Linked DNA regions of Mus musculus: region 2 is linked to region 1. The links are chromatin loops, found by intact Hi-C in ENCODE. Cell type or tissue: left cerebral cortex. All regions are shown on one strand. Links, peaks and the distances in the headings refer to the core of each region. The heading gives the core; the rest is flanking DNA. Region 1 overlaps Nrcam (neuronal cell adhesion molecule). Region 2 holds the start of Dnajb9 (DnaJ heat shock protein family (Hsp40) member B9).

Region 1 (2,911 bases), core at 171-2,670:
TTCTTCACTTTACTATCAGTGAAATTTTAAAATACCATTATGCTAGCTGATAGTAGAACAGATTAATGTTATTCTAGTTCTCACTCAATTTTACTATTTTAAATCAGGAAAATCCAAACAAAAGACTTAAGAATGAAAAGCCAGAATATTGCTTGGAGTTAGAGCTTTCTCAATGGCTCAGGTGGTCCCTTATATTCTTCTCTGACCTTGGTTCCCTGACTTCCTTGTGCCTTCGCATCTCCAGTCGTCTTAATGAGGATGGTTGGCTTGTATAACATCTTCAGAATTTATGTGAGATAAAATTTTTTAAATTGTTCAACATAAACGTGTGTGTGTGCACGCACACACATGCCTGTGTGCTCAGCCATGTGTGGCAGGAAGACATCAAGGAAGAAGGGCTGAGCCAGACCTCAGGACATCACGGTATTTGTTATCAGAGTTGCAGGAGGGGTTTAATGACCACTTGTAACATGTAGCTTTGTTTGGATGAACAAAATGACAGCATATAAATTTAAATTTGATGAAGTGGCTTTTAAAATTAGCACATGCTGTAAACATGCAAAGCTGCAGACGTGAGATCAATCTCAAAGTGTTAGTCACATGTGGAATCTGACACATATGACGTCCCCTTACACTTTGACCCACGTTTCAGATGCGGGGAGACAGGGGTGGGAGAGACACGTGATCTTATGCCTTACACTGAGCAAAACCAGCAGTTGTTATGCAAGGGTCCTACTCTACTGAACAATCTTAGAGTCTGATGAATGGTTTAATGCTGAGCCGAACGGTCCCTGGTTTGTAAAGAAAAAGTATAGTTCTGTGAGACATCAACGTTTTAAAAGTCCATTCTTTTCTATTTCCAAATTATAACCACCGTCTACAAAAAAAAATAATAATAATAATAAAATAAAAATAAAAATAAAAATAAATTTCATTGTTCCTAATCTGAAAACATGAAAAGTGCTAAAATATGAAATTTGTTAAATGTCATGTTGGTGTTTGACTATAAAAATGATAAAAAATAGAAAATAAATTCTGTTAGGAAAGATTGTCATTTTTAAGAATTTTGTTAAGTGTTTAAGCTGAACGACTGTCATGTCAAATGTGTAGTTTCTGATTGTGCCAGCAGAGGGCACCATATGCATTCAGAAGTATTTATTCCTGGCTTAAGGAAAGGTCATTGGATGTCCAGTTCACAGACAACACAAATCACAAAATGTCAAGGAAGTGTGTTCCTGGGATCCTAGTCAGGGCTGCAGTAACTGTGATCGTTTAAAGACGCTTGCTGTAGGCCAGGCAATCTAGAAACTTGCCTGACATGTGGACCCAAGTTCACAGTTGAGTTTTTCTATCTGCCCAAGGCCTTAGTGGAATGCCTGCCAAAGACACATGGGCTCTGAAGTATGCACAGATGAGCACCTTGGCTTTACACTCTGCCCACGGGAAGGAACAGAAGGGACAGGGCCTCAGTTGAGGCCCTGAGGTGAGCTGTGGGCTTTTGATGACAGACAGAAAGAGACGGCAAGAGTGCCAACATGTCAGGTGCTCCAGGTGGCAGACCTTGAGCAAGCGTAATGAACTCGCAGTCATCCCGCTTTCAAAAGGCTCCTCCCAGGAGCACTCAACAAATGATCAAGGGTAAGTAATTATTTTTTTTTAAGCCACCAAATTCTGAGGTTGTTCGTTAGAAAGCATCAAAATTCTACCCCCTTAGCAGAGTGATCAGTGATTGTAAGATGATTACAGAGACAGATAACATAATGCAATACAAACACTGTTACATCAAAATACTTTAGAGATAACATGCAATTGAAAATTTACCCAGGAAATGTTTGGGTTTTTTGTTTGTTTGTTTTGGGGGGGTTCTTTTGTTTATTTGCTTGTTTGTTTGTTAAATTTTGGTCAAATTGGAAGCATAAAGCCACGGCTGTTCCTCGGATAGTAGTAACACCTGTCAACTTTATATGTTGATAAGAAGCAAGCATCAGGACAAATCGCATTAACTCACAGGCCTTCCGCAATGCACTCCAGCGAAAGCACGTTTCCTCTTAATTCCTCTTTGTGGCTTTCATTGCCCTCTGGAGTTAGAAACGTTGGGGGCCTCTCTTTACTAGATTTAGCTGCAAACAAGGAAAGCAATATACATTAAAATTATGAACATGTTTTTCTGAGAACACAGCTCTGTCAAAAGCTGCCTAAAATTCTACTCTCATGACAAATCCATTAAATGCTTCTTCTGAAATTTGTTAAGTTATGCATATACACTCTCTCCTTACACTAGTTCAGTGTGCCAGGAAAAGAAGCAATTTTGATTGCATGGGCAAAGCAGTGTCAGGGACTCCTTTTGGTACCTGTCTTTAATTGGGTTTGCTTTTTATCAATTTCCTGTGGGCTGGTAAATCTCCAAAATGTCCTCACATTCCTGAAGACTGGTGCTCAAGTCAAAGCAAAAAGTGTGTCTTTTTGAAAGATGTTAGGGCTGTTATTTTGTTTGGTTGGTTTTTGTTTTTGTTTTTTTTTTTTTTCAGCAAATCATTATGGACAAAGTATTTTGATTTATTCTGGACATAGCATTATAGCCCTTGCCACTAACCTATATCTCAAAATTCCTACACTGCAAGGTTTATGAAAAATAAAACAAAACTGGAGAATTTCTAAAGAGTTCTGGGAAATTATATGCTCTGAATACAGATTTACAGTAGAGGAGCTGAAGGAGTGGCTTCATGGCAGAGTGTTGTTTAGTATTGGTCAGGCCCTGGGCTTCGTCCCTAGCTTTGGAAAAAAAGAAAAGAGTTAGCGGCAGAGCCGAACACATGGAAATCATTTTATCCAATGACAAAATAAAGAAGGTCTAAATCAGAGAGCTTAGAAATAGTTAAACAAGACACCTTCTGTTTTGTGGACTTTTAAA
Region 2 (2,911 bases), core at 277-2,776, 340 kb after region 1:
AATATCCCAGTCCCTGGTACCAACTTCTGTCTTAGGTTTTTACTGCTTTGAACAGACACCATGACCAATGCAAGTCTGTTAAAGGACAACATTTAATTGCGGCTGGCTTACAGGTTCAGAGATTCAGTCCATTATTGTCAAGGCGGGAGCATGGCAATTAGGCAGGCATGGTGCAAGAGGAACTGAAAGTTCTACCTCGTCATCTAAAGCCTGCTAAAGGAAAACTTCCAGGCAGCCCACAGTCACACACCTACTCCAACAAGGCCATATCTCCTAATAATCTCCTAATAGTGCCACTACCTGGGCCAAGCATATACAAACCATCACAACCATCTTCTGTAGTTTCTCTGGACTTGTAAGATAGACACACTATTTTCTTTTTCTTTTTGCTGACATGGTCTCTCTTAGGATGCCCAGTGTGGCCTTGAGCTCCCGATTGTCTTGCTTCAGCATCCAGAGCATTGAGATTATAAATGTGCACCACCATACCCTGGGTACAGGATGAGCTGAACACTCAATGCATGCAAATCTACTAGAATCTTACCAATTGACCACAGGGAGAAAAATAAAGTTTGAAGTAACAGAAAAGTCAGGCTAGCACTAGAATTATTTTTCATTACAAGAGGAAAAGAAATGGGATGTTTTAAATACATTGATTTTTCACATAAGTACATACTCCCTGTTAAGTCCTCCTTTATCTGTTTACCTGTACAGAAGAAAAATCAGAGGTGCCAAAGGATTAAACAAAGGGTCTTTCAGTTACAATGTAAGGGAACCAGGGTTGGAACTCAGCAAACCTGGCTTTGGAATTTGACAAACTTGCCTTGGCTTCTGAATAAAACTAAGTACTTACCTATTGTTTTTGAAATATGTCATGCTGTTGTTGAGATAATATCTATTATGCTCTCTTCCATAACTGAAGACATAATGGGACAAGTTATAATTCTAGTCTGGCAGTTTTCAAGGTTGCTTACATTCTTTTTGCCTCCTTTTTCGCAGGAGAAACAGGGTTTTTGAGCTTTGAGTTGGCTCAGTGGTTTAAGAGGGTTGTCTGTTCTTCCTAGAGTTCTTGAGTTCAATTCCCAGCAACCACATGGTGGCTCACACCCTCTTTCTGGCAAAGAGGTGTACACGAAGGTAGAGCACTCAAAATAAATTAACATTAAAACAAAAACAAGAAACAGGGTTGCACTGAGTGACCAACCTCACAGGAACCTCACCTTCCCACTTTCAGATGTACTTTCAACATACCTACTGTTGAAATGAGGTCAAGCTGAGGGAGGGAAAGAGCTGGAAAAGCCCGAGCCCCGTGCAAACTTTGCTGTGTTAAAGCAACACAGCGTGGTCTTGCCTACAAAGCAGTGTGCAATACAGTGGGCTCCCGCCTTTTGGGGAATTGAGGATTAAGAGACTAACATGACAGAGGCAGGCTTGGGCTCTAATGGCCTCTCAATGACACATCGCCTAAGGGTGAGACCTGAGTTTTCTGGTCACCTGGCCACTTATGAATAAAAGCTCTTTATTACGACCGCGCGAGCGATGACCGCTCAACAGCGAAGCTTTCTGCAGGCTGAAAAGGCCCACGAGGGGCGCCGGAGAGCCCTGTCCTCTAGGGCGGGGACGCAGGGCCCGGCGCACCCTCTAAAGCGCCTGCGCGCGATGCGCCCCAGGGAAGGATGAGGAAATCGTCGACTCACTTCCGCTTCCGCACACCTTGGCACCGCCCCTCGGAGGGTGGCGACGGAAGTGACGCAAGGACCAAACGGCAACAACAGTTTTCCACGTGCGCGTAGGGCGCCAAAGTCAGGTGGGCCGGCGGGAGCCAATGGGGAAGCGTTTCGTGTAGGTCGGCTCTATAAGCGGTCGCGCCAGCCACGGGCTCCCGCCAGTAGGGAACGGGCCGAGCTGGGAGGAGGCTACTCGGCGTTCGGAGGCGAGGTCGGAGCCTGTGCGGCCGGGGTCAGGGAACCGGAGCCGGGCCGCCGCGCTGTGGAGAAGCTGCGTCGGGGCGCACAGGTAAGGACCGGGGAGGGTGGCGCCGAGTCGGGTCCCGCTTTGTGTTCCGCCTTGGCCTTGGTGTCCTACCACCTATCAGCCGCGTTGGGAAGCCAAGCGACGCGACTGTACCCCGAGATGGCTGCGTCACAGCTCGTGCTTGCGGTGGGGTTGGGGGGTCGTCTTCCCCGAGGCCAGGCCGGCAGGTCGCGGAGCTCGCCGGCAGGGCCGGAGCATGGAGCTGACGCTCTGAGTGGAGTGGGCCGGGACGCCGGACCGGCCAGCCCTCCAGCGGGTTCGGGGAGGGCGATCCCATTGTTTGGGCAGAGTGGGTTTGATGGGGAAGCTAAAGCTCGGGCACTAAAAACATCTCCAGGGGCAGCTTGAAGCGGCGGGATCTCGTTTGTCACCGAGCCGCCTTGCTGTCAGTTGTGGACCAGCCCTTTGACTAGCGAACAACCGCAGCCTCTGGCGACCATCATCGGACATGCTCCGCTTACATTAACTTTAAAAAAAAAAATCTACTTTTTTTTTTAAGTCAGGGTAGATCTGGCTGCCCTGGAGCTCACTATGGAGACCAGGCTGATTTTGAACTCAAAGTGATCCCCGCCTGCCCCTGCCTTCTGAGTGCTGCGATTAAAGGCGTGGGGCACAACGCCAGGCTTTCTGCTTGAGTTCTTTAGAGAGTTTGTACTTGGTACGCGTGACTATGACTAAGTCTCGGGAAAAAAGTAATCTACCTGCTAATTATGCTTAGGATAGGCCACAGGAGAGGTTGGCTGGCAGTTTCCACAAACCATAGTGCCTTTTTCATCAGCCCTGTTATGTCATCATAGGTCATTAAGGACTTCTGTGGTACAGCATTCAAAAAAGCAAAGAAATACACTTCATCTCGAATCATTATGTGTTACCAATA

What was found. Peaks named below come from ENCODE experiments on the same cell type or tissue, not always from the same donor. Only the 100,000 strongest peaks of a DNase experiment are listed, where the experiment ranks them.
Region 2: a loop joins it to region 1, with 2.6 times the contacts of the local background. A loop is called at or near these places in 6 of 42 quality-filtered maps.

What each region holds. Positions count from the first base shown.
Region 1 is chr12:44,546,441-44,549,351 of GRCm38, reverse strand. It overlaps Nrcam (neuronal cell adhesion molecule), which reads right to left. Exons shown (of 31, transcript NM_176930.4): 10 at 2,009-2,120. Among named protein-coding and RNA genes, the nearest start is that of Nrcam, 220 kb to the right of the region's middle. In left cerebral cortex, for the core only: a CTCF peak has its summit at 1,114 (motif pointing right); a DNase peak (open chromatin) is centred at 1,146.
Region 2 is chr12:44,209,045-44,211,955 of GRCm38, reverse strand. It overlaps Dnajb9 (DnaJ heat shock protein family (Hsp40) member B9), which reads left to right and starts at 1,888. Exons shown (of 3, transcript NM_013760.4): 1 at 1,888-2,016. It overlaps Mir5627 (microRNA 5627), which reads right to left and starts at 1,643; the gene lies at 1,583-1,643. In left cerebral cortex, for the core only: CTCF peaks have their summits at 1,590 and 2,468; DNase peaks (open chromatin) are centred at 1,728, 2,360 and 2,620; H3K4me3 peaks cover 1,592 bases; H3K27ac peaks cover 1,399 bases.